3 separate regions of the Homo sapiens genome follow, and regions 1 and 2 are each linked to region 3. A link is a loop called in an ENCODE intact Hi-C map of the cell type or tissue named here. Cell type or tissue: K562. All regions are shown on one strand. Each heading gives the region's core, and the rest is flanking DNA. Links, peaks and the distances in the headings are about the cores only.

What was found. A loop is a pair of places that touch in the nucleus more often than their neighbours do. Peaks named below come from ENCODE experiments on the same cell type or tissue, not always from the same donor. Only the 100,000 strongest peaks of a DNase experiment are listed, where the experiment ranks them.
Region 1: it touches region 3 in a loop (6-fold over the local background); 22 of 110 quality-filtered maps call a loop at or near these places.
Region 2: a loop joins it to region 3, with 3 times the contacts of the local background. A loop is called at or near these places in 13 of 110 quality-filtered maps.

What each region holds. Positions count from the first base shown.
Region 1 is chr6:154,923,379-154,934,095 of GRCh38, forward strand. No RefSeq gene overlaps it. Among named protein-coding and RNA genes, the nearest start is that of TIAM2, 67 kb to the right of the region's middle. In K562, for the core only: a CTCF peak has its summit at 5,159 (motif pointing right); a DNase peak (open chromatin) is centred at 5,153; H3K27me3 peaks cover 649 bases.
Region 2 is chr6:154,863,483-154,874,199 of GRCh38, forward strand. No RefSeq gene overlaps it. Among named protein-coding and RNA genes, the nearest start is that of MIR1273C, 15 kb to the left of the region's middle. RefSeq lists silencers at 1-60, 293-587. In K562, for the core only: a CTCF peak has its summit at 4,776 (motif pointing right); a DNase peak (open chromatin) is centred at 4,789.
Region 3 is chr6:154,669,194-154,679,910 of GRCh38, forward strand. No RefSeq gene overlaps it. Among named protein-coding and RNA genes, the nearest start is that of SCAF8, 59 kb to the right of the region's middle. In K562, for the core only: a CTCF peak has its summit at 6,565 (motif pointing right); a DNase peak (open chromatin) is centred at 6,578; H3K27me3 peaks cover 653 bases.

The sequences.
Region 1 (10,717 bases), core at 945-8,944, 250 kb after region 3:
ACGGTGATGACTCAATACATGATAGCTGCTCTCCTGTTAGGAATGGGCCAGACTCCTGATAAGAGCCAGGATGGAATAGACAGAATAGGAAAGGACAGGGTGAGGCATGCCAGGTAACCTGGGTCTCCCCTGCAAGTGCTGTGTGTTCTCTGAGGATCACCAAGGGAAAACTAGAAAGCAGGGTCAGGATGGAGTGGGGTTTCCATCCCTGAACACCTGCAGTGGGACCTAGGCATCCCTCTCTGTTGGGAGGCACATGTGTTCTCCAGGCTGGAGGCATGGGCTGGAAGCTTCTGGATCTGACTCTCGCCTGCAGCTGCTCCAGCAGCATTTGAGCACAGTGGGGGGCTGGGTCTTGCTGTCCTCAGCATTAGCAAGCCAGGGAGCAGTTCCCCTCGTACTGTGTTAAGCTCCTTTCCATGGAAGAGATTTTCTCCAGAAGATTCCTTCCCTGGGGACGTCTGCAGTTTCCCCTCCTGTTTGATCCCCCTTCCCCCTCCCTTTGTTCAGCTCCCCCAACCTCTCAGACTCAGGATAGTGACAACACAGCACACAGTGTGACCTGCTGAGGCCAAAAGGTTTTCCGTCATTCCAATTATTCCTGTATCAAAATACACATGCAATTTAAAAACATTTGCTTTTTAAAACTTATAAATTGAAAGAGGACCTTGATCTAAAATCTTTGCTCTCAAAATAGATTTCTATTGACTTTAAATAGGAGTCAGACCCAGTTGAGCTCTATGGAGTCAGACACTTCATCTTGGGGAAGAGCACTAATATTAGAAATCTGAGGCCAGGCGCGGTGGCTCACGCCTGTAATCCCAGCACTTTGGGAGGCTGAGGCAGATGGATCACCTGAGGTCAGGAGTTCGAGACCAGCCAGGCCAACATGGTGAAACCCTGTCTCTACTAAAAATACAAAAATTAACTGGGGGTAGTGGAGCATGCCTGTAATTCCAGCTACTCAGGAGGCTGAGGCAGGAGAATCGCTTTAACCCAGGAGGTGGAGGTTGCAGTGAGCTGAGATCATGCTACTGCACTCCAGCCTGGGCAACACAGTGGGACTCTGTCTCAAAAAAAAAAGAAAAGAACTCTGCAGTGCCAGTTTTCTGATAAGAAAAGGGATAATTATATTTACCTATTTCATAGGATGTCAGCTATAATTATTGAAAGTTAATTTTTTAAAAATAGAACTTGGTATTTCCTGCCAGTGCTTTTGAACTTCAGACTACCTCTTCTCTCTCTCTCTCTCATGCTCACACACACACACACACACACACACACACACACACACACCTCCTTTCCTCAGGAGGCCACAGACAGCATTTCCACAAGCCTCACTAGCAATCCTAATGAAAACTCCTCAAGGTGGCTGTGATATCTGCCAAGACAAAAGCCAAGGGGGTCTTTGAGTAACACGTTCCTAATTTTAAGAGCTTCTGGCTTATCACCTTCCATTTTAAGTTTCCTATCCAGGGTAGATCAAGATCTGAAAAGATGCTGTGGTGAGGCTGTTGGGAAATGCTATGCATAGCTTCTGTTTTCACCTCTGGGACCTTTCCAGTCCTTCCCAGGTCCCAAGAGGAAGGTGGGATAACGCAGTCTCCTGCTGTGGTTCATCCTCAGCAGGAGAGAGAAGTCCAGCTGGTCCCCAGCACATTGCTCCCCTCTACCCTGTAAGCCTGCCGCGCCTCCAAGTCGGCTCACCTTTAAAGCCGGCTGAGCCACTCTCAGTAGAGGGGCTGGTGGCCTGCTCTGTAGCAAGGGCATGGGGGTAGTCTGGATTCCCCACATGGGACAACATCTGGTACTCTCTGGAAGCTTCTACATGTCCCCCAAGCATCCCTGCTACCTAGGTGAAGACTTGCATGTCAGAAGGGTTACCCAGCACGGAGCTTGCTTCTCGCACAGAAGCCAATGTGATGGTACCGGATGATAAGAAAAGATAAAGCTTTAATGCGAGTTGACTGGCCAGGGGACAGCAAGCAGTGCTCAAGTCTGTTCCCCGATCTGGGGTGGCGCGAGCCTCTGTGGCCTTTCTAACTAGTCCCAGGTGATGCCATGGCAGCGGGTCTGCCAGGCTTGTAGTGGGAACAGTCAGGAGGTTAAACTTTTCCCTTTGCCCATGCCTGGGCAATTCTGGCTCTGCATCACTGTAACACGGTTAATGTTACTGCTGTAATGGTTAGTCAGTTGAACTGGGTTCGGGATACAGAAGCACTTGGAATGGTCAATAGGTAAGCCTCAAAGAGGTTTCACAAAACCACACAGCTAAGATGGGGGGCTTTCTGATGTTTTAGAGCAGCAGTTCTGACTTTTTCCCCACCCAGGTACTCTTCTCTTTTTCTTTTCTTTTCTTTTCTTTTTTCTCTTCTCTTCTCTTCTCTTCTCTTCTCTTCTCTTCTCTTCTCTTCTCTTCTCTTCTCTTCTCTTCTCTTCTATTCTCTTCCTTTTTTGAGATAGGGGCTCGCTCTGTCACCCAGGCTGGAGTGCAGTGGCTAGGTCATAGCTCACGGCAGCTTCAAACTCCTGAGCTCAGGCGATCCTTCCACCTCAGCTAGGACCACAGGTGCGTGCCACCATGCCTGGTGCCTGGCTAAGTTTTAAAATTTTTTGTAGGTACAGGGTCTCCCTCTGTATCTCAAAGTGTTGGGATTACGGGCGTGAGCCACTGCACCCAGCCCCCACCCAGTTACTCTTACTGGCAAAGGAGAAAAACAAATCCCCTGTCCTCTGGGCCAAGGGCACAGCAGAGATTTGCCAAAAGCATGAAATAGCCTGTTTTATCACAAACCCCTGTGTGGCCATAAAACTATGTATGAACTTTACCCTTTATTCCTACCTATAGGTTTGTTTTAATATACAAGTCATGATTTGTGCTATATCAAACTACTTAACTCTCCGACCGCACCTCCTAGGAATTTTTAAATAAAATCGAGGCTATGGGAGGATGCTTGGGGTTTGTCCTACGGCTCTGTGTGACTTGATGTTCCCCAGCTCACACTTGGGGAAGAAGCATCAGTGGTGGCCCTGAGCTCTCCCCCGGGCCTGCCCTGCCCAAGTGCACAGGGTGCTGGGCAAAGTTGTTTCTGCCGTGCCCTGCTGGAACTTCCAGACAACTCCTGACTGCCCGATGGTGTTTGACCTTCCATGACTTTCTCCGGTCTTGTCATAATCTCCATCCTCCCACGTGGGTGCTTCCTTTTGGGTGTTTTCCTAACAGCACCATTGCATCTGTTGGAAAACAAGGTCATTAGCTCTCTGCCTCTTGTTCCTTCGTGTTTCTCCAATATCGTTCAAGTCTTGCAGACTTTCCTGCCAGTTTCCCAGCTTTGTTTGCCGTTTCAGTGTTCTGGGCAGAGGTGGAGACCTAAGCCCAACAAGTAATCAAACAAACAAAAACAAATAGAAGACTCAGAGCTGACCAGAGAGGTTTGCAACAGCATTACCTCGGGGGCTGCAGGTTCAAAGGTGTAAGCATGACCTCTGTTCTGATGCCAGGCTGGTAGTTAGGGGAAGTTTGGAACAAGATCACCAATCTCAACAGAACATGGTCCTTCCACATTTCCAGCATCAAGTCAGACAGGCAGCCTCACCATAGCTTAGGGCGGAGAGCGGGCATTGGAACTGTGCGGGTAGCTTTGGCTGAACCATGAAAATCGGGCAAGTGACTTAATCAACTCATCCTCTGGACTGTGCTTGTTCAAGTGTCATATGCACAACACCTTAAATTTGCTGTTGTTTTAAGTTAGCATACAACGTCCTGAATGATGGTTTAAAAAAAAAAAAGAAAAAAATGAATTTTTTTTCTAAAGTTGAAAGAGTGTAATAATCAGGGACACAAGGAGCAGATTTAGTGTTTTTTGTTCTTTTTATTGGTGTCCTGCTCTTCATTAGAGTCTTTTTTTTTTTTCTTTCCCGAGACGGAGTCTTGCTCTGTTGCCCAGGCTGGAGTGCAGTGGTGCAATCTCAGCTCACTGCAACCTCTGCCTCCTGGGTTCAAGCGATTCTCCTGCCTCAGCCTCCCGAGTAGCTGGGATTACAGGTGCGCCACCCCATGCCTAGCTAATTTTTGTGTTCTTGCTAGAGAAAAGGGTTTACTGTGTTGACCAGGCTGATCTCGAACTCTTGATCTCGTGATCTGCCGGCTCGGCCTCCCAAAGAGCCGGGATTACAGGTGTGAGCCACCGCGCCTGGCCCCATTAGAGTCTTACAAGCATAGATAGTATCAGTAGCACCAGCACGCACAAAGGCTCCCTCTGCACTGGGTCCTGTGCTCCAGGCTCTGTGTGCATTTTATTAATTCTCTTCACAACCCTCTGAAGTAGATTCTCTTATCACCCTAATTTTGCACATGGCTTAAGGGGATTAAAAAACTTCCCCCAAGGCCAGGCGTGGTGGCTTATACCTGTAATCCCAGCACTTTGGGAGGCCTAGGCAGGTGAATCACTTGAGCCCAGGAGTTCGAGACCAGCCTGGGCAATATGGCGGAAACCTCCATCTCCACACAAAAATACTGAAAAATTAGCCTAGTGTGGTTGTGTGTGCCTGTGGTCCCAGCTACTTGGGAGGCTGAGGTGGGAGGATCACTTGAGCCCAGGAGGTCAAGGCTGCAATGAGCTATGATTGTGCCACTGCACTCTCAAAACAAACAAACAAAAACCTTCCCCAGGTTCACGCAAACTGGGAAGTGTCAGAATCAGTCTCGAAGCTCTGGTGCCTCTGATCAGGAGTCTTTCTCTTGACCACTGTGTGACACATCCACACCCACCAGCTGTCTCCCTGGAGAAAGCTTACCTTTTCGTGTTCAAGATAAGGAACAATATCAAAAATGAACAGGAGCACCAGAATGCTGGAATCATATTATATTTCTGATTGTTAGTGTATTTCTAGCTTTGTATTACTTTATATTTAAGGAATACATTTAGTGAAGCACTGTTTTGTTTTTTGTTTTTGCTTTTGCTTTTTTTCTGCTAGAGAGTATCTTGACTTTCAGGAGTTAGAACTCACTTCTAATAAGAAGATATTTACATCCGTAATTTAGCTGGTGTATCTTCTGGATTGATTGATTTTATTACCCTGCCATGCTGGAAGTGTGAATTCAGCCAAAGCATACAGATTTCAACATTTGTATAAAGGCTACCTCAAGAGGGCGCTCCTTGCAAGCCGTAGAGTTGTTTAGTTCTCTCCGGGCCTGACACTTGATTTTGGAGAGTATTTTCAGAGACTGCATTGCAATCCTGCATGAGTACAGAGGAAATTCATGGAAGAGCCATGAGGAAACATAACAGAAGTGCAGAAATCTGAGTCTTTAGGATGGAAGTTGTGAAGTTTCAGGGATTTCAATTTTTATAAAGATTAAAGAAAAACCTCTCAATTCTTTTCCTGTATAGAATCATAGAAGGGCTAGAAGAATTGCTTTTCTCTATTTTTAAGGACTTGGTAGGAGTGACGGTGGGAGAATTCTCAGCTCTTCTAGATAACCAATTACATCATTTAATATATTGATTTGATATCCTGAGGCAGATGGTATTAGGGTATTTGTTTTTGTTCTTTTAAAAATCATATTAGGGCCAGGTGAGGTGGCTCATGCCTGTAATCCCAGCACTTTGAGAGGCCGAGGTGGGTGGATCACCTGAAGTCAGGAGTTCAAGACCAGCTTAGCCAACATGGTGAAACCCCGTGTCTACTAATAATACAAAAATTAGCTGGGTGTGGTGGTGCACGCCTGTAATCCCAGCTACTTGGGAGGCTGAAGGTAGGAGAATCGCTTGAACCTGGGATGCGGAGGTTGCAGTGAGCTGAGATCACTCTATTGCACTCCAGCCTGGGCGACAAGAGCGAAACTCCATCTCTAAAAAATAAATAAATAAATATCATATTAACTCTTCTAAAAAAAATACAAAGAGGCACAGCTAAAAGGCAATAGGGAAATAAGAATGGAATTCTAAATAATGTTTAATTAATCCAGAAGAAGGTAAGAAAGGAGCAGAGGAATTTAAAAAACAGATGAGAGAAACTAAAAATAAATTCGAGCAGCAGACTTAAATGCAATCACATCAGTAGTTAACATTAAATATAAATTGACCAAACGGTCCAATTTAAAGACAGAAATTGTTAGGCTGCAGAAATAAAAACCCAACTCTATGCTGCCTTTAAATATAAATACAGATAAGTTGAAAGAAAAAAGATGGAATATGTCACACAAACAGTATGTTTTAGAAAGCTCGAATGGCCATATTAATATACAATAAAATAGACTTCAGGATGATATTACCAGAGGTAAAAGGGACAATTGTCCAGGAACATATAAGGCATAAAACTGTGTATGTCCAGTAATAGAGCTTAAAATACGTGAAGAAATATTGACAGGCCAGGCACCATGGTTCGCATCTATAATCCCTGCACTTTGAGAAGTCAAGGCGGGAGGATCGCTTAAGCCTAGGAGTTTAAGATCAGCCTGGGCAACATAGTGAGACCCTGTTGCTACAAAAAACTAAAAACTAGCTGGGCGTGGCAACACGCTCCGGTAGTCCCAGCTGTTCAGAAGGCTGGGGCAGGAGGATCTCTTGAGCCCAGGAGGTTGAGGCTGTAGTGATCTATGACTGTGCCACTGCACTCCAGCCTGGGCAACAGAGTGAGAGCCTGTCTTAAAAAAAAAAAAAAAAAAAAAAAAGGAAAGAAAACAAAAGATTGACAGAATTTACAGGAGTAATAGATAAATCCACCATCACAGTTGGCGATTTTAACATCCCTCTGTTAGTAATTGATAGAACAACTAGACAAAAGCACATTTATTCATCTAAATTGGCCATCCATGGTGGGGGCTGAGCTGCAGTCAGCTAATGGGTACTCTGCTCACGATGGTTTCTACTTCGTGTTCCTGGCTAATGAAGAAGCAGCTGTCTCAGCATCCTTTGTTACCCAGAGGACGTCTTGAGATTGATTACAGTTACTCCAAGGGTGAACCTGAGTCTTTACCTTGGCAAGCAAGTTATGGAGGATTTCCTCTTTACTCCAACACTTGAGATCAACCCTGTCGTCTAGACAGGATGAGTTTCTAGTGAACAGAGTAAATTGCTTCCACTCAAATAAGGCACCTATCTCCAAGGAGCACTTTGTAACTACCGTTTGCTACAACCCCAGGCTGCCGGGGAAGCAGGTTCCTCTGAGAGTCCTCAGTTTGATTACACTGATGGGCCCTTGAGCGCAGAGATTAGAGTTTTACCTATATAGTTAAGTGACACTTAAAGTCCAAGACCTATTATCTTCCAGCCATCCACTTCAGGACCAGATTAAATTCGGCTAGGACTGCTTAATAGGATTATGGAAACACAAGGACCAGCCTCATCCTCCTAGCTCCAGGCAGATTCCCCTCACCGCACCACTTATCAGTTCTCAGCCTAACCATCTCCTGAGAAGAGAATTTTTCAATTTCCTGCATTGATAGGATTTAACAGATTTCCGGGGCTGAGAAAATGGGGGCTTCCCACATTGTGAACGCTCTGTCTGGGTAACACAGAGGCCTTGTTTAGGTGAAAGCATCTTGTGTTTCTGTGTCAGTTAAGCCATGCGTGGTGATGGAGGCAGCACTGTCTGGACTGGTCTCAGAGCAATTCCTTTTTTTTTTGAGACAGGGTCTCTCTCTGTCGCCCAGGCTGAAGTACAGTGGGATGATCTCGGCTCACTGCAACCTCCACCTCCTGGATACAAGCCATTCTCCTGCCTCAGCCTCCCAAGTAGCTAGGATTACAGACATGTGCCGCCACGCCAGGCTAATTTTTTTTTTCTCTTTTAATTTTGATATTTTTAGTAGGGTTGGGGTTTCATCGTGTTGGCCAGGCTGGTCTCAAACTCCTGACCTCAAGTGATCCACCCGCCTCGACCTCCCAAAGTGCTGGGATTTCAGGCATGAGCCACCATACCTGACCCAGGTACCCAACTTTAAAGAAGAAAGTTTGGTCACAATACCATCTCCTTTTTAAGGGATGAATTGTTTAGGTTCATTTGGCGGTTTTCTAATCTTAACGTTCCGTGGCTTAACATTCAGCACTGAGAACTGAGGATTTGAATTCTGATTTGAGAACTTGATCTGATGAATGTAATGAAGGCATTTCTTTCTCCACCTCCCTTTCCTGGAGGTGCTGCGTACCTTTGCCTTTACTGTATCCTCAGATCAGCTTAGTGGGGCTCCTGCCTGTAGCGAGAAACTAATACCCTCTGTCAAATCTCCTGTATGCATATTTTTAAGCTCCAGATGAACGTTCCTTTTTAAAGAACTTTTACAACAGATTTGTTGTAAGACGTTAAGCTAGAAAGAAGTATTATCCTACACTGCTCTTATACTCTTGTGTTTGGGGTTGGTGGCCTGATTTTTCTTTTGAGGATATGTCTCATCGATGTAATTCTAAAACAATTTTAAACCCACAGATTAAGAACATATGTTTCTTCATGGCACATGTTGAGAAAGACTTCAACTCATTCTGCAGTCTTTACTGAAGAATGTCTTTAAAGCAAAATTGCAACTGGTCAGCTCTATTATCTACAAATTTTATCAAGTCTTGACCCAGAGAGTCAGACCAAAGGCTTATCTGACCTTGTATTCTTCCTCTGACAAAGGCCCCAGTTTTTTCAATTGTTGTGTGGGAAAGGTGGGTGGGGTGGGGAGGGTGATGAGGCGGAAAGATGTTTTCCTTCCCTTGTGTCAGTCACAGAATGTCAGGAATGTTCCTCAAAGGTAGATCTTCAGCATGACCTTTGCTAACTCCTTCTTGAATTTATTTATAGTTTATCTGCTACCTCTTGGGACATAAGTTTCAAATGCTTATTATCTGCAGTAGTACAGTACTTCCTCTTTTTGTCCTAAAATCATTTCTTTCAAGCTTCAAGGAGCACCCTGGGTCTCAGTATTTGGAAGCGATGATTACATCTGTATTTTCTCCATTCGGTTCAGCTTGATCCCAGAGGCTCTGATGGTATCTGCTCAGCCTTTGTCAAGACTGAGCAGGCTAATTTTAGTTTAGAAAATGGAAATTTTTCAAAGGAAACTTCCTCCACTAGACAAATTGTTTTTGACCTGAGGTTTTGATCAGGGTACAGTGGTCCTCATTGTTGAAATGCAGGAACACTTCTTGTTGACCGCTAACAAAGGGTTAAACATCACGGGCAGTGTTAGAACAAGTTAAAAACAGAACCTATCCAAAGCATATAACGTGCACTCCAAAATAAGCCAGGCTCGCTCCTTGTTAATGGGATCATTGCAGACATGCCAAATTCTACAACTAGTCAATTGTATACATATGGTAAAACTTTTCATACCATTCAACATTTGCTGCAATATGATTTTAATTACATACAGATTGGGTAGCTGGAAGAAAGCACTGGAATTAAATAGAAGAAAGTTCAACACAAGCTCTTTTATAAGCGGCCCTGGTTTAGGTTAGGATGTATGCAAATGACTGCCAGGGACAGGAAGAGGAATGTGTGGTTTGGAGGACTCTGGGGATGGGACATGACTCATCTTCAACCTGGGAACACAGTTGTTTATCTGGAAGGGAGAGTTTACAGAAACGGTGATTATATTCCTTTTGAAGTTGCAACTTATGCTGATGCTTGCACCTTGTTACTTACATTCTTCCTTCCCAAGTATAGGGTAGTCTCTGCAGACAAAGTTGCTCTCTGGGCAAAAATTGCATTCAGTTGGAAAAGTGGTGGGGGTTGGATATGAGAGAATGGTACTTCTGAAAATGGTACTTCTGAAACTCCCCCCCCTTTATTAGGCTGTGTTTCTTGTTTCTTTGAAGTTAATTTTACATAATGATTTCAAACGTGGTGCTGTTTATTTTATGCAAGAAAAGAGCTGGGAAGCACATTTTGTTTCAGATTCTGAAATGGCGATGGCCGTTGTGGGAGCGTGGATGGGCCTTTGCCTTTTACAGAGGGGGAAACCGCCACTCTGGAATGTGCTTTCCTCAAACTTTCATGGCATATCTTTGGTTTTTCTCATAACTTACTGGAATGGCTTTTACTGACTAAATATCTTTTTGGTGAGCCGCTCTGCATCTCAGCTTTCTCTTTTGTGAAATGAAGATAACATCCCCCAGCGCTTACTTCATGAGGTTTTTGTCTGAAGAAGTTTGAAGACTTCAAGACACAAAACCTGACTGAACTGCAGAGCCTGCGAGCATCTCCCAGGGAAAAGATGGAGTTAGTGTAAGAAGGATGTGGAACGAGCCCTGCTTTCTAGAACCAGTCCTGTCATCACAGCAGGCCATCTCCAGGATGGGGATGGGGGTGCCGGGAAGCTTAGTGTAGGGGCCAGCAGAGGCTCCAGGGAGAAGGGGACTGGGCCTCCTGGGAGCCCCAGTCACAGAGTGGGTGAGCCAGTGGATCCCAGGTGTGGGGGAAGACAACAGACCCACCCCAACATCATCTTTGGCCAGGAAACTTCATTAGCAGTTTCCACCTGCTCTGCAGCCTCTTGGCTCACCTGGATGTGGCCATAGCAGTGACAAGCATCTGTATCCATGCTCATCCGCCTCTCCCGGTGAATATTCATGTACAGAAATGAATCTGCAGACATACACACTCTAGTCTACTTCTCTGTCGTTTGGGCTTTAGCTAAGTCATTTTTTCTTGAGAAAGTCACCAGTTTTAGCCTAGAGGGAGTTGTGGACTTATGATCTATTTGATTAAATAATTAAGTTATTTATTTACA
Region 2 (10,717 bases), core at 1,280-9,279, 190 kb after region 3:
AATTGAGTCTTTAAATGCATAGTTGCATACATGCATGAATGCGTGCACACACACACACACACACACACACACACACACACACACACACTTTGGGAATGTAATCTGTAAAATGTGTTGCCAGTCTCAGAGGAAACTGTAAAATAAGTGGAGTTTTCGTTGTCCTGGCTTTCTTTTCTGCTTCTTTTTATTGATTTTTAAATTAGCCTACCCCAATATCTTCCAGGGAATTTTTAAAAAGTTATCTTTCTCTCTTTCTTGAGGTTCCTCATATACTCTCACTCACACGCACATTTTCACGAGAGCGAAGTCTACCTTTAACTGAAATGAATGACTGCTGAATGGTCAGGAACTCCAAGTCCACATGGAATTCTTGCTCTTCGGTCCCAGACTCTCCCTTCTGTGTCCCCCTTAGGCAGGTGAGCATTCTGTAGTTTGTAGCCACAGCTCCACCTGGTTTGGGTTTTCTTCCTGTCATTGCCTTATTCCAGTTAATCATTACCTAGACTAGTTGCTAAGCTGAAAATTCATGTTGTGGAATTTCATATTGGATAACATAGTTACTTTTCTTGTTTTTTAAACAATGCTTTCAAAAAATAAAGGAAAAAAACGAATCTCTTAATTATAGCATTTTGGAGCCTTAACATTTGATCAGCATTTAAAAGCAGTGTTACATGTTTGAATTGTGGTGGTTCTTGAAACTGTTTTACTGCCTTCTTTGTCCTCATGGAGAATGTTGTCCTAAGCACAGAACTTGTCATTCGAGTATCTTGAGGATTTGTACAAATTGTTTATCCTGTGACATCAATTCTTTGTGCTAACTGGTTTCTGCCTTTGACAAGGCTTTTGAAATTTGTGCAACAAAAGCTTCCATGGGTGAACGACAATGTAGTTTTGTTCACTGCTAATTCCTGGAGTGGTTAACACTGTTTGGGGTGATACCTTGTTTAAAGCAGACAAGAAAATATGTGAGGATAGCTGTGGAAATAGAAAATATAAAAATTTTAACATTCTCACACTGAGTGACTTTTCATGTAAAGGTTTATTTCCTTTCAGAAATGCTGTCACTTTACTCAATTCAGTGATTTTTTATTTTTTCAAATTAATATTAGTTTGTTTTGACAAATGAGTTTATCAGATTGTTCATCTGACCAAAAATTTTAAAAGTTCGGTACTCTGTCCTATTCTTTTGTCGTGAACATCTCTCACGCTGATCTCCTAATACCTGTTTTCTTTCTACCATCTACAGCACAGTCGTTTTTCCTTTTTCTTCTTGTCATTCAAAATGGTGCTTATTTCACATTTTTGTCTGTTTTATTTTAAAATAATACATGTTTATCATAACTTATTCAACCAATAACAAAGGAGATGAAGTAAAAAATTCATAATTAGCCAGCCAGCCTAATTCTTCTTCTGCAGAGGCAACCATTATTAGTTCCTCATGTGTTCTTCTAGATGCTTCCCAAGCATATAAGCTGCACATCATTTGTAATGCCTGCATAATATTCTGCTATTTGCTTAACCATAATTTACTTAACCAATTTTCTTTCTTTTTTTTTTTTTTTGAGATGAAGCCTTGCTCTTGTCTCCCAGGCTAGAGTGCAATGGCGTGATCTCGGCTCACTGCAACCTCTGCCTCCCAGGTTCATGCGATTCTTCTGCGTCAACCTCCCGAGTAGCTGGGATTACAGGCGCCTGACACCATGCCCGGCTAATTTTTGTATTTTTTTTTTTTTTTTTAGTAGAGATGGGGTTTCACCATGTTGGCCATGCTGGTCTCGAACTCCTGACCTCAGGTCATCCGCCCACCTCGGCCTCCCAAAGTACTGGGATTACAGGTGTGAGCCACCGTGCCTGGCCCTAGTTAACCAATTTTCTCCTGAGAAACACGTTTCCTGTTTTTCTGTTGTACCCAGTATCTGCAGTTTCCCATGGTGCTCCAGTCCTCTACTGAGGAGCATTTCAGCTGTTTCCTGTTCTCTCTGTTCTACCCAGTCTTGACAGAGTTTGGAAGGATGTTTTTCTTTTCTTAGACATGTTATTTTAGAGCACTCTCAGGGATTCAGTAGTCACATGGAATTTCTTGATGTAATGTTTTGTTTTGTTTTGAGATAGAGTTTTACTCTTGTCAACCAGGCTGGATTGCAGTGGCGTAATCTTGGCTCACTGCAACCTCTGTCTCCTGGGTTCAAGCAATTCTCCTGCCTCAGCTTCTCAGGTAGCTGGGATTACAGGTGCCCACCATCACACCTGGCTAATTTTGTGTTTTTAGTAGAGAGGGGGTTTTGCCATGTTGGCCAGGCTGGTCTCGAACTCCTGACCTCAAGTGATCCACCCACCTCGGCCTCCCAAAGTGCTGGGATTACAGGTGTGAGCCACCATGCCCGGCTGTGATTTAATGTTTATAATTTTAAAACCCATGAATGTTTTCAGGGAATTAGAGTTAACTTTTAGAAAATTGCTTTTGTAGTGTCCTGTGTTATCCTTATGTGAGTAAAGCATTATCCTGTAGGCTGAGAGTAGAGAGTACAAAACAGAGGCCAGGCCCTGATGGATTCACCATGAGGCTTCACTCTTTCTCTTCACCTTTCACTACTGAAAGCTGTTAGTATGTGTCTATTCACTATGTGATCCTAGGACATATTTTACTGATATGATTATTTGAGTAGGAGTTGTGTGGTGGCAATTGTGGGTTGTTTTTTTTGGCGGGGCCGGGGTAGGGGGTTGAGACAGGGTCTGGAGTGCAGTGGCATGATCTCAGCTCACTGCAGCTTTGACTGCCTGAGCTCACGCAATTCTCTTGCCTCAGCCTCCTGAGTAGCTGGGACCACAGAAAGGAACCACCATACCCAGCTGATTTTAAAAATTATTTGTAGAGGGGAGGTCCTGCTATATTGCCTGGGCTGGTCTCAAACTCCTGGGCCCAGGCGATCCTCCCACCTTGGCCTCCCAAATTGCTGAGATTACAGACATGAGCCACTATGCCTGGCCCAGCAATTGCTTTAACAGTGGTTAATACGGATATTCCTTGAGCCAGAAGCATAATTTTCCCCATCTGATGCCCAAAATATGAAAGGAAAGAGAAGACATTTACAGGTCTGCAGAAGCAGGGCCCCACAAGGTGGCTACAGATATTATTATGTGGGGCAGGGGTAGGGGAGGGAGGCAGTAGGGAGTTGTATGAAAAGTTTAGATCATTTTTTAGTAAAAACTCCATCTTTTAAGGGCGAATTATTTAAAATATGTCCTTATAGGCTGGGCGCGGTGGCTTATGCCTGTAATCCCAGCACTTTGGGAGGCCAAGGTGGGCAGATCACCTGAGGTCAGGAGTTCGAGACCAGCCTGGCCAACGTGGCGAAACCCTGTCTCTACTAAAAATACAAAAATTAGCTGGGCATGATGGTGCACGCCTGTAATCCCAGCTACCCGGGAGGCTGAGGTACGAGAATCGCTTGAACCTGGGAGGCAGAGGTTGCGGTGAGCCGAGATCGCGCCACTGCCCTCCTGCCTGGGTGCCAGAGCAAGACTCCATCTCAAAATAAAATAATGAAATAAAATATGTTCTTATAGTTACTTGTATAGCAGTCATATTTTCCCTAAGTGCTGGTTCCTTAGGAGCAAGGACTATGCCTTGTCACCCTTGTATCCCCAGCAGTGCCTTGCATGTAGTACAGCAAATATGGGCTGATTAATTAATAAACAGAAATAGTGAGATGTGCCATACACATATGCAAGTCCTAGTTATCAAAGTTAAATAAAAATGTCTTCATTTTTCCCAATTCATTACTCTTACTAAGCAATGAATAATTTCTTGAAAAGGAACTCTGTTACATGTATTCTGGGCAAAAACTGGCTAACTCACTAGTTCACAGCTATTTTTATTATACTTTGTTAAAACAAACAAAATGGGCAAGATTAAGGATGCTGTATTCTCCCGCTCTTGGAATGAAATTTGGTTTGAGTGTTCATCACTGAAAAGTATCATTTTAAATTCTTTTCTACTTCATTTTCTGCAGTGGAAAGTTACGGAAATACAGTTTGAAGGAAATAATTTCAGCCTACAATAATTAAAAATATTGCCATGGGTTTTTAAAAACTGATTTTCCTTTGAACTCTTGTACAGTATTTTGATGTGCATGACAAATAATGACATATATGGAGGCTGTCTTTGACGTCAGCATCTCACTTGGCATTGTTTCACATGCAGGTAAAACTTGCCTATTGGAAGTTTCTTTAAATGTAATAAACCTACCTACAGTTTATTTCTGATAGCCTTTGGGATTTAAGAGAGAAAACCAATACTTTAATTGTTTTAAAATCAAGGAAGCAAAATATCTGTGGGAAGGTGAGCTACTTAGCATTCAACAATGCAAAGTTTCAAAGCATTTTGCAAATTTTAAATATACGCTATAATTCTTCTATAATTGGTGTCTTTGGTACTTTTTGGGTAAATTGGAGTTATTCCAAAATAATTATATTTTATAGCACTTTTGACACCATAACACTTAGCAGCAGGATTTTTAAATTAAAGTACTGTTTAGTTCTTTGCATTCTGTGATATTATGTGTATGGACAACTTTAATTGAAATGTCTAATTCTGGTAGAGGAGGAGATCTCATTAATTGAAAATTATAAAAGGTTTCAAAAAGTAAGTATTTTTAAAATTGTATCTTTTCTTTTTGGTGTCCTTTTCAAAGAATAAATATTCTTAGTTGTGCCTCCGAAAATCACTTACGGAGCAAATTGCACTTCGGGATTCTATACTTGTACCAGTAGAGGTCACTGTGCACCTATAAAAGGAAACCCAGTGCTTGCTTCTAGGGATGAGCTAGTTATCCTAGAATGTTATAACTAATAACATGAGCTAGTTATCCTAGAATGTTATAACTAATAACAATCATTGATATTTCTGGGAACGTAACCAAATTCCCACCCCACTCCCACCTCACCTCTTAACAAAATCACTTGCCTGTTATCTATCACCTGAGAGTCACCTGTTACTGTCTGTCCACATAATGGAAGCGTATTCTGATGAGGTTAAGTAGAGCCCCGGCACACTGTCTCATAGTATACTTAGGTGAATCAGCCAAAGCACCAGAAACTATGATTTCACAGAAGCAGCCATTCAAACTCTCAGTTTCAGAGTTTGAAAGAACTTTAACATTCATCAGATTCAGCATCTGAGATGGGGTTGGAGACTTTTTCATCTATTCTTAACATTTAATTTGCAAATCCAAAATTGTTTCAAAGGTATTCTTTTCAGTACTGTCGTCCATTTAAGAATGAGATTTTACTTATTAAAACTGTTTAGACGTTTACAGTATTATAGTGTCCATGCTACATAGTGTTTGATTCTCTGAGTGTCCAACAAAATATTCGTAGAATATTGTTTTATATGATTATCGCCACAGAGGTTTCTGATAACAGAGGAGTATGTGAGAACTGAACAAAATGCTGGTTTGTTATAAAACTGCAATGGTGCCCTTACCAGATAGTCAAAACAAATGTGTAAATCTCCAATCAGCCTTGTGCAATGACCCAAGTTCCTGTGAAGGTGGCTGTAAAAGGTGATAAAGGAATGTCGTGAATGGAGCAAGCAGCGGGGAATCATAGACCAATGTGATTGGGCCTCAGTTTACAGAAGGAGAATACAATGTAGGTGCTTTCATGGTTCCCTTCAGCTCTAACACTCTCATCTTCAGTGCAGAGGGCACATTGCAGTGGTTAGCAACATGGGTCCTGGAGAGAGTGCCTGGATTTGAGTTATGACTCTGCCACTTAGTAGTCATGAGGTTATCTTATAGTTATCCTTTCTGCACCTGTTTCGACATCTGTAAAATGGGCTTGATACTAGTACCTGCCTCATAGCATTGTGGTATGCAGTCATTGAGTTATATAGGTAAAGTACTTAGAATAGTACATAGAATGTAGTAAATACTCAATCTGCTATAATTGCATACCCATTTTTTTCCTAAATAGAACTCATGCTGGGATATGGTAGCTGAATTCTTAAACCTCACTCTATTGACTGCTCTCTGAGGATCAAAACAGAGTATATTCTGTGTTTTCACTAACTCTTAATGAATAACATCTATGTCAAGGAACCAGATGTGTATAGAATCTTTAATGATTTAAATTTTCTCTACTTTTTTTTATTTAAAGCTCTTCCTGTGCTCATTCTTGTACAATGAGTTTTTTTTTTAAATCTGGAATTTTTTCTGTGGAGTACATAATCACATTTTTAGTTGCTGTTTTTAGTGACTCATATTGATGCTTTTTTTGCAATTAAATGTCCTAGTTTCAGTGAAAGTCACAAAATACAGTATTTTTTTCAGTATTTCTCTATAGCATTCCAATTTTTATAGTATTTTTTCACATTAGAAATCTGTTAGGTCATTTATAAGGCATTTGTGCATTTGTCTTCAACAGACCCATTAAAAATTTTAAAGCAGTAATTTGATTATTCGTATTTGGACTCTCTATTAACTTTATTAACTTTCTTTTTTTTTTTTTTTTTGGTGGGGGTGGTGGGGGGACAGAGTCTTGCTCTGTCACCCAAGCTGGAGTGCAGTGCGCTCCAGCTTACAACCTCCGCCTCCCAGGTTCAAGCGATTATTGTGCCTCATCCTCCTGAGTAGCTGGGACTACAGCCGTGCGCCACCGTGCCTGGCTAATTTTTTTGTATTTTTTTAGTAGAGACAGGGCTTCGCCATGTTGCCCAGGCTGGTCTCGAACTCCTGAGCTCAGACAGTCCGCCCGCCCCTGCCTCCCAGAGTGCTAGGATTACAGGCGTGAGCCACCATGCCTGGCTTAACTTTCAAATTCTATGTAATCAAAGTTTATTACCCACATACCAATTCGTAGTGAGGGAAACCAATATCTGGCACAGAAATATATAGACACATTTTTGTAGGTATAAATTTGGTCTTGAAAGGTGAGACTGATACTAGCTAAAATTTTTATGTTCACTATATACTTTTAAACCCCGTATCCCTAAGCAATTATCTACATAGTCACTGCCTCTATGTAGGTGGGATAAACCAACTGTAGTGAGACATTTTGGTTCCAACTTGCTATCATCTATTATAGGTAGGTGAACTGGCAGAAAAATTACCCAAATGTGATGTCTCATAAACATCTGGCCTTTCTTTAGGGATGGTCAGGTTTCCCTAGACTAGATGGAAGGCCATGAACTACACCAACTTTCTGATTAACTTAAGAGCCATATATTTCTTAGGCCAAGGGTGTTAATAAGGTTGACCATGGTATTCCTTGAAATTATATGCCGTATTACCATAATACCCAAAAATCCGTGCTCAGATTTTTTTATTTTTTTAAAGATGGAGTCTTGCTCTGTTGCCCAGCTGGAGTGCAGTGGCGCGATCTCGGCTTACTGCAGCCTCCGCCTCCTGGCTTCAAACAATTCTGTCTCAGCCTCCCGAGTAGCTGGGATTCAGGCATGTGCCACCATGCCCGGCTAATTTTTGTATTTTTAGTAGAGATGGGGTTTTGTCATGTTGGCCAGGCTGGTCTCAAACTCCTAACCTCAGGTGATCCACCTGCCTCGGCCTCTCAAAGTACTGGGATTACAGGCATGAGCCACCACACCCGGCCTGTGCTCAGATTTTTAAATGAGTCACATGTGTGAATACTCCCTCTCACCACCTCCCCCCCACCCCAAAACACACACACACAAAGGTGAAACAGCCTGGAATAAAACATTCCGTAGTACAATATGATACCAGCTATTTCTTAAACATGATTGTATTTTAACTTCTATAAATCAGCTATCAAAGACAGAAGTAGGCCTCTTTTTTGTATGTTTCCCCCAGCTATATTAGGGTCTGTTATGTGTAGTGAGTCCAGAATGCTGAATTATGTCCAATAATCCAGGTGGTCTAATGGCTAGGAGACAGAAGGAACTTCTCCTGGAATATATGGCATCACCACCTGTTTTATAAATCTAAGTTACAGGTTGGTTTTTTTACAAGATAAAAAAAAATCGGCTGGGCAGGTGGCTCACACCTGTAATCCCAGCACTTTGGGAGGCCGAGGTGGGTAGATTGCCTGAGCTCTGGAGTTTGAAACCAGCCTGACCAACACGGTGAAACCCCCGTCTCTACTAAAAATACAAAAAATTAGCCAGGCGTGGTGGCACGCGCCTGTAATCCCAGGTACTCTGGACGCTGAGGCAAGAGAATCGCTTGAACCCGGGTAGCGGAGGTTACAGTGAGCCGAGATCGTGCCACTGCACTCCAGCCTGGGCTACAGAGTGAGACTCCATCCCCCACAAAAAAAAGAATAATTACTTTTCACTGCTTTCCAGGTATTTTATAAGTTTAATAACTAAGACTATTGGAGAGAACTTATTTTAGTTAACAGAGTGACATTGTATTGAGATATATTTTGCAAATAATTTGTTTATGGAGGCTCAGGAAATAGAACACTATTTAGGTCACTTTTCAGTAACTTTTTTCCACTATGATAAACTCTTGTAACTTTTGGAATATTAAGGTTTTTTATTGTTGTTATTGTTTTAGACAGGGTCTTTCTCTGTCGCCCAGGGAGGAGTGCAGTGGCATGATCTTGGCTCACTGCAACCTCCACCTCCCGGGTTCAAGTGATTCTCCTGCCTCTGCCTCCCGAGTAGCTGGGATTACAGGCATGCACCACCACTCCTGGCTAGTTTTTGTATTTTTAGTAGAGTTGGGGTTTTGCCATGTTGGCCAGGCTGGTCTCGAACTCCTGACCTCAAGTGATCCACCTGCTTCGTCCTCCCAAAATGGTGGGATTACAGGTTTGAGCCACTATGCCCGGCTGGAATATTTTTACTCAATATTTTCCTTCTTTAAAATGCTTAAATAATACAGTAATTTTATTGCATATTAATAGAAGTATTTGAAGGCAAAAATTAATTTCTTAAATTTATGCTTGGGGATGACTGGCATTTCTTCTGGGTATATGGAAGCTCTAAGCTTGGAAAATACTCTGTATCATTTTAAAATTCTAAACTTTTAACCTGATTAAGACTTGAATGAATGTATCATCCCTACACTGAATGCATTCATTTATTCAGCAAACACATAGGCACCAGGCACACGCTAAAAGAAAGCAAGGTCTCTGCCCTTGAGGAATCCACAATGCAGTCAGGAAGGTAATTACTGGACAGAGTGATTGGCGCCATGGCAGAGATGTGGCAGCGTGCTGTGGAAATGCATCCATGAACCGTGGAAAGGGGTGGAGTAGGGAAGGCGATTAGAGAAATTGGCACTTGACGGGCGTCCTGCAGCTTGCTGGAAGTGAAGTGCATTTGCAGGGGTTACTGGAAGGCATGAAAGGGTATGGAGTGAATGGAGGGCAGGGAGTAGCTCTGCTTGGCCCCTCCGGTTGTGAGGGGCCCTCACTGCCCAGCTAAGAGCTTGCAGTTTCTCTTGTAGGCAGTAGGAGTCTATCAGCAGCAGGTGCCCTGGTTCAGATTACAGATACATTCTTACCTCCTTAACTAGCAGAGTCATGTGAAACAGGAGTGGTCTCAGGAAAAAGGCTGAGAAAGCCAGAAATTGTCTTTCAATTCCCCCTCTATTTTGGGTCCCAGTACCCCTTTCTGCATTTTGGAACATCATCTCCTTAACCACCAGAGCCTTTATCACCTCCCCAGCCTTGATCAGAAAGGATCATATGCAAGGTCAAAGGGAGAAAGAATGATTTTACCTTACCTTTTTTATTTTACGCGAACATCCCCTTCCTTCTGCCCAGACCTGTTCCACATGTAAAATTTTAGCTACAGCATTTTAATTTAGGGCATTTGGATGCTGTATGGGTAAAGAGCGTATCTTTGGAGCCTAATTTCTGTCTGTCCCTGGTCTTACAGCATCAGGCAAGTTACTCAGTTGCCCTGTGCCTCAGTTTTACATCTGTTTCAGAAGGTTATAACATCACATAATAGTGTGATGATACTTAGAATAGAACTGGCACATGGTAAGCATTTTAATACATGGTAACTATTTTTTTTTCATGATCTAGATTCTAGAGAAAAATGAAGACTACAGACTTTAGGAGTATCAGACCCTTCTTGTTGTTAATATTCATTCTTAAGATTTGAGTATCCTAGAAGATATATGGAAATGGAATTGGGGAGGGAAGCTTTAGATTTAAAAGTCTCCCTCTCTTTTTAGCAGTACTTGAATTTCAGGAAAGCATACATTTCACAATATGTGTGTATTGCTAATGGGCTGGATATGGGATAAAACTAATGAAAGCCACGCCTTTGCCGTCTTGCATTATTTATTCAAAACCAGACAGCAGCTGGGCGCAGTAGCTCATGCATGTTATTCCAGCATTTTGGGAGGCCAAGGCAGGAAGATCGCTTGAAGCCAGGAGTCCAAGACCAATGTGGGTAACATAGCAAGACCCCATCTTTTAAAAATACATATAAAAATTAGTTGGGCATGGTGGTGCACACCTGTAGTTCCAGCTACTCAGTTGGCTGAGATGGGAGGATCTCTGGAGCTCAAGAGTTTGAGGCTGCAGTGAGCTATGATTGCCCCACTGCACTCCAGCCCAGTGACAGAGCAAGACCCCATCTCTAAGAAAAATAAGCAAAATAACTGGTCCAAAACCAGGTAGAAACATGGTTCTAATTTTCTGTCCAGGCACCGTGGCTCATGCCTGTAATCCCAGCACTTTGGGAAACTGAGGCGGGCGGATCACCTGAGACCAG
Region 3 (10,717 bases), core at 1,654-9,653:
TCCCAGCACTTTGGGAGGCCAAGGCAGGTGGATCACCTGAGGTCAAGAGTTCGAGACCAGCCTGGCCAACACGGTGAAACCCCATCTCTACTAAAAATACAAAAATCAGCCGGTCGTGGTGGTGGGTGCCTTTAATCCCATCTACTGGGGAGGCTGAGGCAGGAGAATCCCTTGAACCCGGAAGGCGGAGGTTACAGTGGGCCGAGATTGTGCCACTGCACTCCAGCCTAGGCAACAAAAGCGAAACTCCACCTCAAAAAGAAAAAAAAGACTGACAATAACAAATTTTGGTAAGAAAATTAGGCATCTGGAGCTCTCTTAAATGGCTCTTGGAAGCATAAGTAGGTACAACCAGTTTGGAAAATGCTTGGCAGTACTTTCTAAAGCTAAATCTACATACCCCTTCTGATGCAACAATTTCACTTCCAAATATACGCTGAGCAGCAAGGAGTGCTTGTGTCCACCAAAGGACATGTACAAGAAAGCTAGTGGAAGCTTTATTTAAAATAGCCTAAAATTGGAAACAACTCAAATGTCTACCAAGAGTAAAAATGATAAATTGTGAATATTAATACAAAGAATTTGTGGTATATTCTGCACTGTCAGTAGAAAGAACTATGAATCTCACAGACATAATGTTGAATGAAAGAAGTCAAAAGTAAGAGAGTGCATACTGTATGATTCTACTTAAATAAAGCTTAGGAACAGCAAAACTAATACAAGGTGATAAGCGTGAGAATAATTGCTCCATCGGTGGAATACTAGATGAGACAGGCAGGGAAGGAGCCCTTTGAGGTCCCGGACATGTTCCAGATTTTGATCTTCACACTGGTTAGGAAGGTATATGCATTTATGAAATTTTATTATATGTAAAATTCACACTTAAGATTTGTGCCCCTTTCTCTATGTAAGTTATACTTCCAATTTAAAGCAACCATTCAATTCCATATTTTCTATGTATTAATCACAATCTTTTTTTTTTTGAGACAGGGTCTTGCTCTGTCGCCCAAGGCAAAATGCAGTGGCATGAACATGGCTCACTGCAGCCTCGAACTCTTGGGCTCAAGCCATCCTCCTCCCACCTCAGAATCCTATGTAGCTGGGACCACAGGCACACACCACCATGCCTGGCTAACTTTTTCCTTTTTTTGTGGAGACTGGGTCTCACCATCTTGCACAGGCTGGTCTTGAACTCCTGGGCATAAGTGGTCCTCCCACCTGGGCCTCCCAAAGTGCTGGGATTACAGGTGTGAGCCACCACGCCCAGTCAGCAACATTTTATTGAATGTCAGACATTCTATAGAAAAACTGCAGAGGCTCTGGATGATGTTATCTTCTATCAAGAGGTTTCTCCTTATTCTCTGGCAGGCAGCAGGAGTGGGTGTACATCACCTCAGTACATTCAGTGCATAGAGCTTTGAAGCTGTCTTGCAATCTTTTTAAGGTTTAGCCTTCCTCTAAATTGAACCCACTCCTAGGAGTTAGCCCTGCAAATGAAGCCTAGTGTGTTTACTAGAACACTTCCTCCTTGGCTCCAAATTTTGACTCCTTACCTCAGTGCCATGAGGCTTCCACTCTGCTTTTCAACCTTTTCTGTTCGATTTCTCCAACTCTAACCTTGTTCAGCTTAAGAATCAGTAGAGGCCCCAAGGAGGAAATGGGTATGCAGCCTTTACTGGGCTTACTTCTCTGCACTCCCTGGAGTTTGTACCCTCAAGTCTCAGCTGTTCTGGCAGCCCCAAAACTCCAATGTTCACCTCCTGTGCCTCGTGAGATTGATGGAAGTTCTACCACTTTGATGCCTCTTAGCATTCACCTTCTAACCAACTTCGAAACCTCTGTTAGTGCCAAGAACTGGCATTGACTCAGGGATCAAACTGCAAGCAGAGGGTGACGCTCATCTCAGTGACCCACCCTTATCTCCAATATTCTTCCCTTGAGTCCTTACTGCCTCAGTGCCTTCCAGCAGATGTTTTTGATATTATATCTGGTTTTTCTAGATTTCCTTGATGGGAGCATGGTCTGCTACAAACTATACCCTTCTAGCCAAAATCAGGAATATTTTCATCAAGGTATAAACATTAGGCTGGGCACAGTGGCTCACATCTGTAATCTCACCACTTTGGGAGGCTGAGGCGGGCGAATCACTTGAGCCTAGGAGTTAGAGACCAGCCTGGGCAAGATAGTGAAACCCTGTCTCTATAAAAAAATACAAAAATTGGCCGGGCGCGGTGGCTCACGCCTGTAATTCCAGCACTTTGGGAGGCCGAGGCGGGTGAATCACTTGAGCCTAGGAATTAGAAACCAGCCTGGGCAACATAATGAAACCTTGTCTCTACAAAAAAATACAAAAGTTGGCTGGGCACACCAGCTACTCAGGAGGCTGAGGTGGGAGGATTCCTTGAGCCCAGGAGGTAAAGACTGCAGTGAGCCGTGATCACACCACTGCCCTCCAGCCTGGGTGACAGAGTGAGACCCTGTCTCAACAACAACAAAAAGACATTAAAGACATAGTAATGCTTACAGAAGTTATGTTATGTTTTTAACATTGGCATTTCAGGAGTTAAATGCAGATGGCAGCGGTTCCGAGGAAGAGAGGAAGTGCTAATAGCCTCATTTTATAAAGTGACCTGTGATGATTCTAGAAAGAAAAGTAAAAGCAAGTTACTAATATGCTAAATTAGCACAATTCATGGGATGTGATCAAAATGTGCTTTATTTTTCCATTGCTCCTTGCAAATGTCTTCAGTGATGTTCCACTTCTCCTGCTCCAGATGACATCTTGGACTAATCCCGTGACATTTCTGTTCACTGCCAGGTAATAGACTTACCACTGTTATAACTGCCCAACAGGTTCTGGTAGATGCCTAAAACTGTCTCTTTCTTTCATGGCACTTGCAGAGGCTGACCCAGGAGGGTCTCTCTGGGTGAAGTACCTAGGATGTGAGTGGTGCGTCACCTTCAGCTGACCTCTCTCCACTCAACCCTTGGTCCTCTAGCAACTCACTTAACAAGGAGGCTGATTATTTGCATCCATCACATTCCCAGTCTGTCCTCTTAGGCAGGACTTTAAGTGGCTCCAGGGTTCACTCTGCCATGTGGTCCACAAACACTCATGCTCCTATTAAGTGGCCACTGGAGGAGAATGCAGTTATTCCTGAGCGCAACAGCCACCCTCTCGGATTCCATCATCCAAGCTGCTTTCTGGCTCACCATCTAACCTTTGTTGACCTTCAGACTTGATAGGAATAGGAATTAGATACTAGTCCACTCTGTCCCTCAAATCCCCGGGGATACTTTGGGAGCCTCCCCATTTGGTCCAGGGAAAGTCCATGCTTATTTTGAGGAAATGAGGCAGGCGATCTCTGTCTCAGCCCCTTGGTGGGATATGTGGATGAGGCTCACAGTCAACCTTCTCCAAAGAAACCTTCCTCGAACAATGCTCTCATCCTCTCCACTCCAGCGCTTCTATATTCTCCATGAAGTAGTGGGTAAAGAGGAGCTTGAGAGTCATTAAACCGGATGTTGACCATTTCCTTTGTAATCTGCATACAGGACTTGGCTTCACATCCATTTTGGCATATATCTTACTGGCACCTCAGTCAAAATGAAGAGAGGAAGCATCCCACTTTCCCTACTGTTAGGAGTACATTGCTTCAGGTTATGATTACAGCAAATAGAACAACCAACGGTCTCAAATGTAAATGCAAACCATGGCAGGCAGCTAAACCCATGCATGAAACACACTCTGATGTGAGAAAGACTATTGGACTTGCTTTGTCAATTTGTAATTTTCCCACATGGGTACGGGGAAATATTTTGTTTGCTATAAGAAAAGAAAGAGGCCGGGCATGGTGGCTCACGCCTGTAATCCCAGCACTTTGGGAGGCCAAGGCAGGTGGATCACAAGGTCAGGAGTTCAAGACCAGCCTGGCTAAGATGGTGAAACCCCGTCTCTACTAAAAATACAAAAAATTAGCCAGGCGTGGTGGCGGGCGCCTGTAATCCCAGCTACTCGGGAGGCTGAGGCAGAGAATTCCTCGAATCCGGGAGGTGCAGGTTGCAGTGAGCCAAGATCGCGCCACTGCACTCCAGCCTTGGCGACAGACCAAGACTCCATCTCAAAAAAAAAAAAAGAAAAGAAAGAGACCAATGATGAGAAATGTCAATTTACACTCAGCCTCAGCACTAAAGAGCAGTAAGGAGTGGGGACATCTGGGGAAACTGGAAATCTGAGGGACCGACAGTCGTTATTCAGCTCAGGTCAACAGCTGCCATAAAAGAATGCAAACCTCATTTAAATATTTGAGGATTTTTCAAGAGAAGTAGGAAAATCTATATTTTTTTATTTAACTTGATCCTTTAAATGTTGGCTCAAACGTTTTTTCAACAGCATGCAGGCCAAACAACACTACCCATCTATACCCTCTACAAGACAGACACAAAAATAGTGAGCTGAAAACTCATGTATCAGAGCAGAAAGTCAGTAAATATTTATTTAAATTGATGCCTTTACAGATAGTGATTTTAGCACAGTACTTAGACCTGTGAAGAAAACTGAAAGAACAAAAAGCTGAATGAGTTAAAAGTGGTTATCTTTAAGGACAGCGTAAGAAAGACTATAGTTTTTATTATTTATACTATTTTTTGTTGTTTAAATTTTGTTATTACCTTAAGAAAAAAAATTAAAAAGGAATCAAAAATCTCTCCACAAAAACCCAACTCTGGTTTGACTTCCTTAGCTGGAACCTGTATTTCTATCATCAGACAACAGAAACCATTGCATTCCTGCTGCACCGAGGCCATAACAGCAACTCCACCAGCTTTGCAGAAATGATAACTGTGCAAGGTTCATCAAGTTCTGTGACCAGCTTCGGTGTCTGTAGCCTCCTGTCCCACACTGGGTTGCTCAATATCTTGTTCTTTGCACATACCTAATTCTTCCTGGCAGCTCAGAGAGGGTGTTGACCATATCTGAGGACTTGCAGAGCATGTCCCCAACTCAAGGACCACATGGAGCAGCCTGGAGGCCTCCTCCAGCCCCAGCCAATATCCAGTGACTACACGGGATTTTATCACTGAGCTTTCTGTCACCTCCCACTGCCCCCGCTTCATTAATCTAACACCATCCTTGTGGCTACATCTCTACTCACAAAACCCTCTGAGACAGCCACAACCACCCCCATTCACACCCCTAGAATACCTTTGTCTCCGTGGGTTCTCCATCCAGATTACACAAGCACAAGTTTGTATCCTCCATCTTGCAGAACCTCTCCCCAATCCTTGGAACAAGAGTCATTTGTCCTCAGCTTTCTTCCAACAAAAAGATGGCCCAGAAAGATGGTCCAGAGATTACTCCTATCCCAGAATGATATAAACTACAAGATTTTTGTTTTAATAAAAATAGCTGGGCTAGGCACCGTGGCTCACGCCTGTAATCCCCACACTTTGGGAGGCCAAGGTGGGTGGATCAGGAGTTGACGTCAGGAGTTCAAGACCAGCCTGGCCAACACAGTGAACCCTCGTCTCTACTGAAAATACAAAAATTAGCCAGGTGTGGTGGTGGGCGCCTGTAATCCCAGCTACTTGGGAGGCTGAGACGGGGAGAATTGCTTGAACCTGGGAGACAGAGGCTGCAGTGAGCCGAGATCGCATCACTGCACTCCAGCCTGGGTGACAGAGCGAGACTCCATCTCAAAGAAATAAAATCAAATAGCTAACAGTTGTTGAGTGTTTTACTTCACACTGGGTATTGTTCTAATCTCTGTGGTTTAGGTACATTTATCTCCATTTTAAGCCAAGGAAACTGAGGCACAGAAAAGTTAAGTAACCTGCTCAAAGCAAAAACTTAGTAATTGGCAAAGCATTTGTGTTGTTTTTGTTGTTGCTATTGTTGTTGTTGTTTGAGACAGGGTCTCACTCTGTCACCCAGGCTGGAGTACAATGGTGTGATCATGGCTCATTGCAGCCCCAGCCTTCCCGAGCTCAAGCAATTCTCCTACCTCAGCCTCCTAAGTAGCTGGGACGACAAGCGTGTACCACCATGCCTGGCTAATTTTTTTTTTTTTTTTGTACTTTTTGTAGAGTTGGGGTTTCGCCATTTTGCCAGGCTGGCCTCCAACTCCTGAGTTCAAGCAATCCTCCTGCCTTAGCTTCCCAAAGTGTTGAGATTACAAGCATGAGCCATCATGCCTGGCCACAAAGCCTTTGTTTTAACCCTGCTTCGACTCCAGATCCTGTGCTCTTACTACTAAAATTATATAGTATTTCAATATCAAACAGCCCATGAATGCAAAACGATACACCCATAAAATAGGATGTAATCGCCAAAATCTAATTCTATTGCATCTAGAAGATCTTTATCCACAGTGAAAAGAGTTGAACATCATTGACAGGTTTGAATACATTCAATATTTATACTCTTACCTCCCCCCACCATTACAAATTGTCTAAATGGCATTCTAAGCCTTTATGAATTCAATTAAAAAGAAAAATGCCAAGGCCTGCTCGCTAGAGGTCGCTCTCCTAACTATGGGGTCCTGTTAGTCTTATAGAGTAAGACAGCAGAGTAGGCCAAGAAAGTGATGGCAGCAGCCATCAGTGTGACCAGCAGATGGCATTAGAGTCCCACAGATCCTGAGATTGAGCCATAGCTAAGCAACTTCACTAGGCATACCACATCTGTCAAGGCAGGTTATGCTAAGCTTATTATTTTCACAAACGTTTAAATATAACGCTATTTGGTTGTCAAGATAGTCCACCCAAAACTCATACACAACTCATCTTCTGGGAAAACAGAATAAGTAAGATGTGTTGCTAGAAATAAGGTAGTGAAGGAAAAAAATAAGAGGATTGATTGACAGGAATGAAAACTCAGACTGGATTTTGAGGCTGTTTCTGGATGGCTTCCACCAAAAACCATAGACCCATCTAAGATCAGGGATACAAGGAGGGCTCATGGCTTCCAGCATTTTCCATTGGCCCTCAGCAAGGTGCTCCCCAAGATCAGCGGTCAAGAGAGGTGGTCAATACACACCAGGTTACGTGAGGACTTGGTTATTCTAGAGGAACCCAGAACACAAGTCCATGGCCTTTTCAACCATGTTAGGCGTTGGAGGCCACGTCAGCCCCCATGGATCCACTCTACAACTTTATAAAGAATTTGTTAGGCACCAGTGGCTTGCTTCAGAGTTCTAGTTCCTATGCTGTCAGGGAGTCTACAGCATCCCTATCCACAACTTACCTCCAGGATTTTGCTTAATTTCTGTGGAAAGCGATCTCAACTTCCCAGTTCACACACAGATGCAACCAGCATGAGACATTCCTAGAAATCAACAACCTTTGGTGACTGGTCTATCTCATGCTATTCTACATACTGCTTGCTCACTTCACAAATACGACATTCCAAGAGCACAAGGCTATCTGGTAAGGATGAGTATGGAGATAAATATTAACATCTTTTTACTGTGATGATTTAGCTGGAATAATTAAAACTTATATTTCCACTTATGAAGACTCTGCCTTTTGTTTTTTTAATAGAGATGGAGTCTCGCCATGTTGCCCAGGCTGGTCTCGAATTTCTGGGATCAGGCAATCCTTCTGCCTCGGTGGTAAGATTACAGGTGTGAGCCACCGTGCTCGACCTGAAGATTCTGTTTTACCGCAAGTAAAACCTACCCCCCTTTATCAACACTGTAGAGACTGTTAATAAGTGGCGCTTCTCAGAGCCAAGTACTGAGAGCAACAGTCACATCTTGAATGATGACCGAGACCAGCAACAAGTACTTCTACTTGTATTTTTACTGACTTTAGTTTAAAAATTTTTACTCATTTTAGTTTTAAAAGTATGTCTTTTTAAAGATATATATACATTTAAAGTATATCTTTTTTAACATATACTTTTATATCTTGAGATGTAAACCGAGAAAGGTGAAAGCACTAAGGAAAACCACTTTTTAGGCAGGCTGGGGTACTTAGAATAGACCATTCATAGAAGAAAGATTTAAAGGAACCAGAGAGCTCAACCCAAGAGACAGAACACATATCTGGACTTGTTTGTGCACATCTTCTGAATGCCTTTGTAGAGGACTTCCCTTCTCCTTGAACTGTTCTCTCTAACTCCTTGTTCTGCCTATAAATCCTACTCATCATTTAAAGTTTTTGTTGTTGTTGTTGATTTTGTTGTTGTTGTTGTTTTTGTTTTTGAGACAGGGTCTCGCTCAGTCGTCCAGGCTGGAGTGCAGTGGCTCGATCTCAGCTCACTGCAACCTCCGTCTCCCGGGTTCAAGCAATTCTCCTGCCTCAGCCTCCTCAGTAGCTGGGATCACAGGCACACACCACCATGCCCAGTTAATTTTTCTGTTTTTAGTAGAGATAGGCTTTTGCCATGTTGGCCAGGCTGGTCTTGAACTCCTGGTCTCAAGTGATCCACCCCTCCTTGGCCTCCCAAAGTGCTGGGATTACAGGCATGAGTCACCATGCCTGGCCTAACGTTAAATTTAAATAGTTCCTCCCCTGTAAAATATTCTCCAACCTCCTCAACCACGGTCAGAATCAACAGCTCCAACGTCTCACCCCTCAGTATGTTTTACAAATTGCCATCATTTGTAAAAATCTATCCCATAGTAATAAAAGCGAACAAAGTGCCATTATTAAAGAGTTTATCAATTAAGTCATTGTCAGGCAGGTGACTTGCTGCAGTGGGCTTAGGGGTTAAGAACACAGGCTCCAGCAGCAGACGGTGGCGTTAATTCTTGGTTCTTCCACATACTAGCTGTGTGGTCTCAGGTACGTCATTAAACTTGACCCTGCCTTGTGTCCTCATCCATAAAATGGAGGCAACAGGTCCAGGCGTGGTGGCTCAGGCCTGTAATCCCAGCACCTTGGGAGGCTGAGGCTGCAGGACCACTCGAGCCCAGGAGTTCAAGACCAGCCTGGGCAACATAGTGAGACCACATCTCCACAAAAATGTTTAAAAATTAGCCAGGCATGGTGGTGTATGACTGTGGTCCCAGCTACTCGAGAGGCTGAGGCCGGAGGATTGCTTGAGCCTGGGAGGTCGAGGCTGCAGCAAGATGTGATCGTACCACTGCACTCCAGCCTGGGTGACAGAATGATCCTGTCTCAAAAAAAAAAAGAAAAGAAAAGAAAAGAAAGTAACAATATTATCTTATTGGATTGTTGGGATGATTAAATAATATAAAATATGACAACAGAACAGTGCCTGGCATAAAACAGTCCTCCATAAAATGTTAACTTTGTATTAGTTTACCTACTAGATAGGTTGTTCCTCACTGTATATCAGAATCACTGGGGATATTTAAAAACAAACAAACAACAACAACAAAAAAACCTGATGTCCAGGCCCTACCCAAGACCTATTTTAAAAGATTGTTGAGGCTGGGTGCAGTGGCTCACACCTGTTATCCCAGCGCTTTGGGAAGGAAGGCAGGTGGATCACCTGCAGTCAGGAGTACAAGACCAGCCTGACCAATATGGTGAAACCCCAACTCTACCAAAAATACAAAAATTAGCCGGGCATGGTGGCGTATGCCTGTAGTCCCAGCTATTCAGGAGGCTGAGACAGGAGAATTGCTTGAACCCAGGAGGCGGAGGTTGCAGTGAGCTGAGATCGCGCCACTGCACTCCAGCCTGGGTGACAGAGCGAGACTCCATCTCAAAAAAAAAAAAAAAAGGCTATTGAGGTGGCTTCCGTTATTCGTGTTTCAAATCTTCCCTGGTAAGTAGCATGCTCCAGGGTTGGGGACCACTGTGTTGGATTGTGACCCCTTTGACAACAGGAACTAATTGTCTCTGCATCCCCAGCACGTGGGTTACTGTCTCAGACATGTATGAATTTAGTAACGTCTGTTGCACGGAACAGAGGATCTGAGAAGATCTAGAAGGATGTAAAATCCAAGTGTATCCTCAAAGCACCTCCTAAGACCCTGCTATGGCTTTAGATGTAACTATTTCCCATCATTATACCTCTGTGCCTCGGAGAGAAGGCTTACCTGAGTACCGTTAAGGACACTTGGGGACTAAAGGGTGGGAGAAGAACATTGGTCAACTGCAAAATTTTTCATGGAAACGCAGAATTCATACTGATAGTGTCAGAGGTATTTGAACCACAGCAACTCCATCTTGAATAGGGGCTGGGTAAAATGAGGCTGAGACCTACTGGGCTGCATTCCCAGATGGTTAGGCATCCTAAGTCACAGGATGAGATAGGAAGTCAGCACAAAATACAGGTCATAAAGATCTTGCTGATAAAACAGTTTGCAGTAAAGAAACCGGCCAAATCCCACTAAAACCAAGATGGCGATGAGAGTGACCTCTGGTCGTCCTCACTGCTACACTCCCACCAGTGCCATGAAAGTTTACAAATGCCATGGCAATGTCAGGAAGTTGCCCTATATGGTCCGTAAAGAAGAGGCATGAAAAATCCACCCCTTGTTTAACATATCATCAAGAAATAACTTGGCCAGGTGCGGTGGCTCACGCCTGTAATCCCAGCACTTTGGGAGGCCAAGGTGGGAAGATCATGAGGTCAGGAGTTCGAGACCAGCCTGGCCAATATGATGAAACCCCATCTCTACTACAAATACAAAAATTAGCCGGGCATGGTGGCACGTGCCTGTAGTCCCAGCTACTCAGGAACCTGAGACAACTTGAACCCGGGAGGCGGAGGTTGCTGTGAGCTGAGATTGCACCACTG